Regions from separate parts of the Homo sapiens genome. Here region 2 is linked to region 1. Evidence: read pairs that join two places in POLR2A ChIA-PET (ENCODE). Cell type or tissue: Caco-2. All regions are shown on one strand. Each heading gives the region's core, and the rest is flanking DNA. Links, peaks and the distances in the headings are about the cores only. Region 1 has its middle 70 kb from the start of LINC01482. Region 2 has its middle 2.7 kb from the start of LINC01482.

Region 1 (4,399 bases), core at 188-4,187:
TTTAAATTAATTTAGGCAGCGTCAGGTTGGAGACTGGGTTCCAAAAAAGGTAGTTTCCAGAGTTCACCTTGAAGAGCAGCAGCTTGATGCCAGTGGACCTCAAAGGGGCCAGCCCAACTGGTCATTCTGATTGGTTCAGAGCTGACCTAGTGCAGAGCTGTGCCTGCAGTGAAACATGAGAGAGGCCTCCATCCCTGGACTTCTCTGGCTCTTCTCTTTCTCCTGATTTGTCATCTTGCCTTTCTTCAGAAGAGTCACCATCGTCATCACCACCATCATCACCATCATCACAACTATCATCACCATCACCATCGTCATCATCATCACTACCATCACCATTATAATTATCATCACCCTCAACATCACCATCACCATCACCATCATCACCACTACCACCATCATCACCATTATCATTACATTTTTACTATAGGAGCTGAAGCTTGCATGTATCTCTTCTTCTGGCTGTATCACCCACTGCCCTCCACCCATTGCTCTCCTGCCTCCTCCTGCCTAACTCCTATTCATCTTTCAGGACCCTAATCTGGGCTTCCAATGAAGTGTCACCTCTACTGCAGGCCTTTCTGGCCCCCAAATCAGAATTAGCTCCTCCTCCTCCGGGCTTCCACACCATTTACTTCAAGGGTCTGTGTCCCCGAGTTGATTTATTGCTTGTGTAAGTGATCAAGTAGAGATACTTAATAATGTCCCACTCAGACTCCAAGGTCCCTGAGAACGATGCCTGCGTTTTATCTTTCTACATGAATTACATGTCATGTAGGAAGTGCTCACCAGGAGTTTGTCACATTAAACGACTAAGTTTTGAAGGAGGACGTTTCTGGATTTTAACATAATAGGAAGAAAGTTAGGATAATACCAAACTTTTCCAAAATGCCTCTTTCACACAAAGCAAAATGAGCCTAGTAACTACAGGATAAGGTATCAGGGGATGAGACTCATAACAGCGTATGTAGTCAACATGGAGCAGAAATTTAGGGTATGGAAGAGGAACAGGGGTGCCCAGGGGGTTGGAAAAAATCATTAGGAATATCAGAAAACCGTTCGATTTTAAGAATTTCTTATTTTTTTTTCTCTTTTTGAGGATTGCTGGAGAGGTTTATTGTGCATTATGACTGACTTCAAGGGCTTTGTTTCTCTCCCCGAGCTGCCCTTACACGGAGGCAGAGAGGTGACGGGGGTGGGTGGGGGTGGTGAGAGTGGGGATGGTGGTGAACAGAAACCCCTTACTCCTGCTTTTTTGGTCTTGGTCTATCACAACACCTTGTTTACTCAGCCCACCCCTGTATAGGGTACATTGTCACTTCTCAGTCTGCAAAGGATAAGAGATAAAAAGGGATCCTTGAAAGACTTACGTCACGCATTAGGAAGCTCTTTGCTATTGGAGAAGACAATTCCCAGCTTCATCCCACAGGTTTGTTGGTGGTCAGACTTGAAGAGATTAATGGTGGATAAACAGGTCCCAGGGAAAGTGGCAGCATCCAATCTGTTGCCAGGAAGCAGGGAGAGAAATGCCACACCGTAGGATTCCATATATGGCACTCACTTCTTCCATGGCTAGATTAGGGGTGCCTGACCTTACAGCATAACAAGAAAGAGGCTTGTGCAGCTGAGAAGGAAGCAGACCCCCAACCCATAGCCAAGAATGAAAACTCTGGTTAGGAGATAAACAGAATCTACCTGATATTCTGATATGCTTTTCTAGAAGTTCTGAGAATGTGATGAACATGGTGGAAAAGTCTCTTTGCCAGGTGCATTATTGGTAAGTTGCTCTGCTAATGCCACATGAGTTGATTCTCATTGTGGGGGTTTTACTGAGTGGAGAAGATAATTAGGAGCTACAATAGGATTGTTTAATTAGATAATTAAAGAATAAATTATGTGACCCTCTCATTTTTCTGTATGTGTACAGGCTTATTATTATTATTATTTTTTACTTTAGTGCAAGGGTCAATCAACTTCCTCTTAAAGGACCAGGTATCAAATATTGTAGGCATTGTGGGCCATGTGGTCTCTGTTGCAATTATACAACACAGCTGTTGGAACACAAAAGTAACAATATGTGAATGAGTAGGCATGGCTGTGTTTCAATAAAACTTTACATATGAACACTAACATTTGACTTCCATATAATTTCCATGTGTCAAAAAAAAACTGTTCATTTGATTTATTTGTCAACCATCTAAAAATGGAAAACCATTCTTCACTCACAAACCATACAAAGTGGTAGAACAAATTTGGCCTGTGGGCTGTAGTTTGCTGACTCCTGTCTTAGGGGATGCCTCAGTGCACCTCCTGTTGTAAGGAGATTGGAGCTAGTTTCCAAGATAGAAATGAGTAATTTTGAAGTTTCCCCAGCAATTTCAAAATCCATTTTCAGGCTAGATAACTGGTCCATGATAAGTCTGAAAAGAAACAAGCCTGGACTTGCCTGCCTAACTCCATTATGAAATCTGTGGCTTCCAGGGACCTTGAAGTCTTCCAGGTCATATTCTAGACTTTATGACCACATTTAAACCAACTTAGGGATACACAGCCCCTGTCTGTTAGAGGAAAACATACCTTAACTCCTAGAGTAAACAATTTCATCCTCATGTCCCTTAAGCACTCATTTTCACACTGGCCAGCTTTCAGGGGTGTGATGCAATCTGACTTCCTAATGTTGTGGATGAGTAGTGTAATGTAATGTAATGTAATGATGTAATGTAATGGAGAGAGTTGTTTATTCCCCTACACATATGCACCAAAGGGGTAAATAATGGCGACTCTCCATTTCTGGGTTTTATTTGACATTTTCCTCTACTGGGCCAGCTATGACCTTAGGTGTGGATCATTTCCTTTTCCCTAGATGGAAGGAGCTGATGTTATGGAGAACGGGGGTGGTGTTTGCTGATGTGGTTCCTGAATGTTTCCAGCAGCCCAGAGTGAAGCACCACTATAACAGAATTTAAAAATAGAGAATAAAGTAAGCTTAATGTAGCAGTTTTCTCAAGACACCAGAGTAGGCATTTAAAAAATAACTCAGGATGATTCTTTCTGGAGTCTGCCAAGGCGCTGAATTCTGAGACCATGGTGGGATTCTGATATTTAAAAAAATGTTCGTTGGTGGGGGTGGGGAGGTGATGGACTGGCATAGTTTAGTGCAGTATCTTGTATCTAGTAGGCTCTCCATAAAGGTTTACTATACAAATGAAGGGGGTGAGGGTTTAGGAGAGCATTTTGTCTGAACAGGAATTCTGGTTTCCTTCCAGCTGAACTGCCTCTTGGGTTGCCTCTCAGGTCTTTGTAGAAACATATGACATTCTGAGGAGTGGAGAGAAGTTCCCCTTTGGATCCCAGGCAATTGGCACGTCAAATCCAGTCTTACTTTTATGACACCAGAGTCCACACGGCTTCCTGTTTCTAACAGCTGCTACTGGCTCAGCATTATCTCAAAAGAGGAATCCAGCTTCCTTGGTTTTTGCCAAAGCCCAAATCAATAAGCATCTGCTTTCTGCTGCATTTGCAATTGGCCCTACTGGCAGCAGGGAATGTTGAGCACGTAGAAGCCATGAGCCCCCACCTAGCTCAGGACTTGTTCTGGATTGTAGAGACTGTTCCTTTGTAGGGGAGAAGGAACTGGGGGTTCGGAGGGGTGGGAGAAGTGGAGGCTGGGGCTCTGTGTTGCCCTGTTTCCTTGTGAGATAACTAGGAAGTCTGGGCAATTTTTAAGTTCCCATCATTAATTACAATTTTGTTTTTTTTGCTGGGGGGAGTGGGCGGAGAAGGAGGGGAAGTTGGAAAGGGGTTGCTCTCTGGAAGTTATGAGACCCTGGAAAGAGAGAAGACATATTCAAAGAAAATTGAGACAAATTTTTTTTTTTTTTTTTTTTTTTGAGGCGGAGTCTCGCTCTGTCCCCTGGGCTGGAGTGCAGTGGCACCATCTTGGCTCACTGCAAGCTCTGCCTCCCAGGTTCACACCATTCTCCTGCCTCAGCTTCCTGAGTAGCTGGGACTACAGGTGCCTGCCACCACACCCGGCTAATTTTTTGTATTTTTAGTAGAGATGGGGTTTCACCATGTTAGCCAGGATGGTCTCGATCTTCTGACCTCGTGATCCGCCCACCTCAGCCTCCCAAAGTACTGGGATTACAGGCATGAGCCACTGCGCCTAGCCAAATTGAGACAAATTCTAAAGATTGTTTATAACCTCAAAATTAGTTCCATGCCCTTGATGCCAGAAGCATTTCTCCTCTGGTACAGAAAAGGCAAGTTTGCATGTTGACATTAGACTCTAGTCTCTTTAAGGTAAAATTCAGGTTCTACTGATCTTTGAAGCCTTGGCATCCAGCATGAAGCATGACATAGAGTAGGTGCTTAATACTTGTAGGTGACAGAGTGAACA
Region 2 (4,399 bases), core at 244-4,243, 72 kb before region 1:
CTTCTATTGTCCAGAGTTTCACAGCAGCTGTCATGGCTTGTCTCTAATGTCTTCACTCCATATTCTGGAGCTTCAAGGGATCTGGTGAAGTGGATGGTGCACAGACATTATTTCATTCCCATTCATGTGTCCTTTATCACTTCTTTCAGTCCATTCCCTAATTGTGTGTGTGTGTGTGTGTGTGTGTGTGTGTGTGTGTGAGAGAGAGAGAGAGAGAGAGAAAGAAAGAGAGAGGTGTGATCTACACTAGCAGCTGACAGCTCCAAACACTTTGTTACTTAAGCAACTGCAACAAAGTACAATGATTGTTTAGTGAGGGAAGGTAAAGAGCATTACAAGGGTAGATTGTACTGGTGATAAGAGTCTAGAGCAGAGATTCTAAACTTTTGGGGTTCACAGAGGCCTTCGTGTTTTAGCAATTCTTTTAGAGTGCCCCATGGCAAAATAAATACCTAAGAGTTCCATTTATTAAGTAGTTAAGTCCTGATATTTTAATAAATTTTCATGTCCTAACAACTTAGTAGCTGCTTAAAAAGATACACAGGGCATACTGTAGAATGAAAACATATTTTATTCTTAAAGACCATGGTTACTTCCTAGTAACACGTGCATGCCTGTTGGGCGCTGCACAGCTTCTCGAACCTTGGAAGCAGATTGGACGTTGCCACCCTCGTTTCTTTTTTCACGTTGAATTCATGTGGTACTTGCTTCTTAGATCACATCTGCCACCCCAAAGCCAACTTCACCAAAATATGACACCATCAAAGGGAATGTAGTGACTTCATGTGGAAACTGTTAAGTACCTCTGACTAGGAATTCTCCCAGTGTTCAGCAGATGCCAGCCATCGTTGTGTTTCCCTTGAAAATTTAAAATATCCCAGAATGCTCCATGTGAGTTTAAAACAATGCCCTGGGGCACCTTAATATGTTGGGATGGGTGGTCAAGGAAGGCCTTTGGAGTGAAAGAATATTTGAATCAAGATGTTACCAATGAGAAAGGATAGTTCAGGCAAAAGAGTGCCTGTAAGAGCCTTCTTAACAGGGCAATAGCATTTATGAAGAAGTCTTCTTTGTGAAGGAATGTGGTGAGTTTGAACAGTGTATCTGCATTTCTAGAGCACTTATCACTATCTGATTTTATATTTCTATATATCTAGAAATCTATATCAATATGTACCATATATACATTTATGAATATTACAAACAACATATACTATATATTCTATGTGTCTGTATTATAAATTAATCTATTCACCTATCATTCTATTATCTATCTGTCTATCTATCTATCTACCTATCTACCTACCTATCTATGAAGACACACACATGCAATCATTTCCTTGCTGTTGCAGGGGATAAGAAAGGGAGTTCACTGGGCATGAGTCACATGGTGTCTTGCCCAGGCTGTGAAGCCTGGATTTGTAGCAGAATGAATGAGCATGGTTTTAGAATTTCCTCCAGCAATGTTTGACAATCCAGGAGCAGAAACAAAGAAAATGGATGGTTGGCTTGATTCGGGGTCAGGAATTGGCAAAATAGATGTGGCAGAAAATCAAGAGGTTTGAAGCTGTGAAGATTTGGAATGTTCATTGCCTTCACCTCCAAGCATGATTTACACGATGGCTTGGGGGAGCTGTTATTGGCAGGGAGGCCTTTGTGGCTCGCCAGTTGCCTGTCTTCCCCATGGCTGCCCAAGGTCACCTACAGATCCGAGGTTGCAACTGCTCCTTCTGACTTTATGTCAGCGTGGGAAGTGTGGCCTCACTCTGGACAAAGACTTCCAGGTCCCTGGGATTTATCTCACTCCTTCAAAGGATCACACTAGCAGATTTGTCTGAAAGCAACAGCATGAAAAATAAGCTTTTCCTTGACTTGCCAGTTTTGGTTTAAAGCACCAACAACTTGACAAAGCTTACTTCCAAATGCTTTATTTTTTTGTCCATATACATATATTTTTACATATTATGGTAAGCAGCTTCTAAAAGGGCTCTCAGTGGCCTCTGCCTCCTGGTTTTCATGCCCTCATGGAATAAAAGTGTGAGCTGAACCTAGTGACTTATATCTAATGAATAGAATAACGGCAAAAGTAATGGTGTGTCACTTCAGAGATTAAGTTACAAAAAACTGTGACTTTTCTCTTATTTGCCCTCTCTTGCTCCCTCACTTACTCATTTACATAAAGCCATCTGCTGTGTGTGACCTGCCCTCTGCAGAAGGCCATGGAGCAAAGAAACAATGGTCACTTCTGGCCAACAGCCAGTGAGGAACTGAAGCTGTCAATCCAACAAACCAGAAAGAACTGAATCCTGCCAACAACCAGTGAGCTGGGAAATAGACTCTTCCCCAGTCAAGTCTTGGGATGACCCCCAGCCCCAAGTAACACCTCCATAGCAGCGTGTGACTGATTCTAGGGCAGAGTCTAAGTTGTGCCTGAATTCTTGACCAACAAACAATGTAAATAATTAATGGTGTTTTAATCCTTTAAGTCGTGGGATAATTTGTTACATAGCAATAGATAATGAATACACAAACGTCACAAACTGTAAGATGCCATTAATGGTAAGATACCTTTTATTTTATGTTCCCCAAATAAGAAACACTCCTGCCAATATGATCTGCCAATATGATCTGTCATAAGATGGATAGCGCACTGTTGATTTTAATACATAGCATAATTTCAGAGATGTGTGAACAAAATGTGCATCTTACAATCAGTGACACTATGGTAGTTGTAATCATCACATACACAAATTTTATATAATGTATTTTTTCCTAATTTTTTTTTTTTTGAGACAGGGTCTCACTCTGTCACCAGGTTGGAGTTCAGTGGCTTAATTATGGCTCACTGCAACCTCTGCCTCCCACGCTCAAGTCATTCTCCCATCTCAGCCTTCTGAGTAGCTGGGACTACAGGTGCTCACCACCATGCCTGGCTAATTTTTGTATTTTTTTGCAGAGACAGGGTTTCACCATGTTGCCCAGGCTGGTTTTGAACTCCTGAGCTGAAGCGATCCACCCGCCTCGGCCTTCCAAGGTGCTAGTATAACAGGCATGAGCCACCGCGCCAGGCTCCTGGATGTTTTATCGTGGACATAGTCCAAGGTTGTATGCCATCTTTATCCCATCCATTTTTCTGTGTGTGTGATTTTTTTTTTTTTTTTAGTAGAGACGGGGTTTCACCATGTTAGCCAGGATGGTCTCAATCTCCTGACCTCGTGATCTGCCCGCCTCAGCCTCCCAAAGTGCTGGGATTACAGGCGTGAGCCACCGCGCCTGGCCCCCAATCCATGACAAAAAACTTCGAATAGTACATGTCCATGTATTATTTCTACCAGTTTTTATATACTTCCGGGAATAGTCTGCGCACACTCAAGCATCTCTCTTCCCTTGTTTTCTCTTCTCTTTGTTTTTTCTCTTTTAACACACTTGGTAGCACACTAAGTGCATTGTTCTGCACCTTGCGCTTTTCAGTGAGCAATGTGTCTTGGTAATAGTTTCATAATACTTTGTAAAGATCCTCTTCAATATTGAGGCTGAGAAGTCTGACTTTAGCATTTCCTCCACCATTTTTTCCCTCTAAATTATTATTATTATTTTTTTTTTGCGACAGAGTCTTGCTCTGTCGCCCAGGCTGGAGTTCCGTGGCGCAATCTTGGCTCACTGCAACCTCCACCTCCTGGATTCAAGCAATTCTCTTGCCTCAGCCTCCTGAGTAGCTGGGATTACAGGCATGTGCCATCACACCTGGCTAATTTTTGTATTTTTAGTAGAGACGGGGTTTCACCATGTTGGTCAGGTTGGTCTCAAACTCCTGACCTCGTGATCCACCCACCTCAGCCTCCCAAAGTGCTGGGATTACAGGCATGAGCCACCACGCTTGGCCTCTAAGATCTTTTTAAGATCTTTTATTTATTCATGATTTGTAAAGTTCTGTGATAATTTAGCTCTATTTTTCCTTCTGATGCTGGCTTCCTTGTATATTCTTTCAGTCTACAGGCTGCTAGCTTTTACTCCTGTATGTATGTGTATAAATGTGTGTGTGTGTGTGTGTGTGTGTGTGTGTGTATTTTTCTTTACCTGTTTTCTGTTTGTCTGGAACGGAAACTTCTATTCCTGTTATTTGACTGTTAGGTTTTCTGGGTTAATCCTTTCTCTCATGTCTTGCTTTTGCCCATAATTTTTATTTCCTGATCTCTATTTGCTATCTTTGTGGGAAGGAAACTGGGATGAACTTTATATTCATGGAAAGATAAAGTTCCATAGAAATTTTTACTTTGCGTGCTCTAGCTTTATTTATTAAGAGCTCTTCTTTCCTCACTGATTAATAAATTCTTGTTTTATGGATACATTATCTTCTCATATCTTTCCAAGGATGTTATGTTAAGGTTGTTTTATGGAT

Evidence for each region. Peaks named below come from ENCODE experiments on the same cell type or tissue, not always from the same donor. Only the 100,000 strongest peaks of a DNase experiment are listed, where the experiment ranks them.
Region 2: POLR2A ChIA-PET joins it to region 1 with 8 read pairs; 4 of 35 experiments call an interaction of 5 or more read pairs at or near these places.

What each region holds. Positions count from the first base shown.
Region 1 is chr17:68,695,556-68,699,954 of GRCh38, forward strand. No RefSeq gene overlaps it. Among named protein-coding and RNA genes, the nearest start is that of LINC01482, 70 kb to the left of the region's middle. In Caco-2, for the core only: no CTCF peak of the experiment used is centred there; a DNase peak (open chromatin) is centred at 2,546.
Region 2 is chr17:68,623,209-68,627,607 of GRCh38, forward strand. No RefSeq gene overlaps it. Among named protein-coding and RNA genes, the nearest start is that of LINC01482, 2.7 kb to the right of the region's middle. In Caco-2, for the core only: no CTCF peak of the experiment used is centred there; no DNase peak of the experiment used is centred there.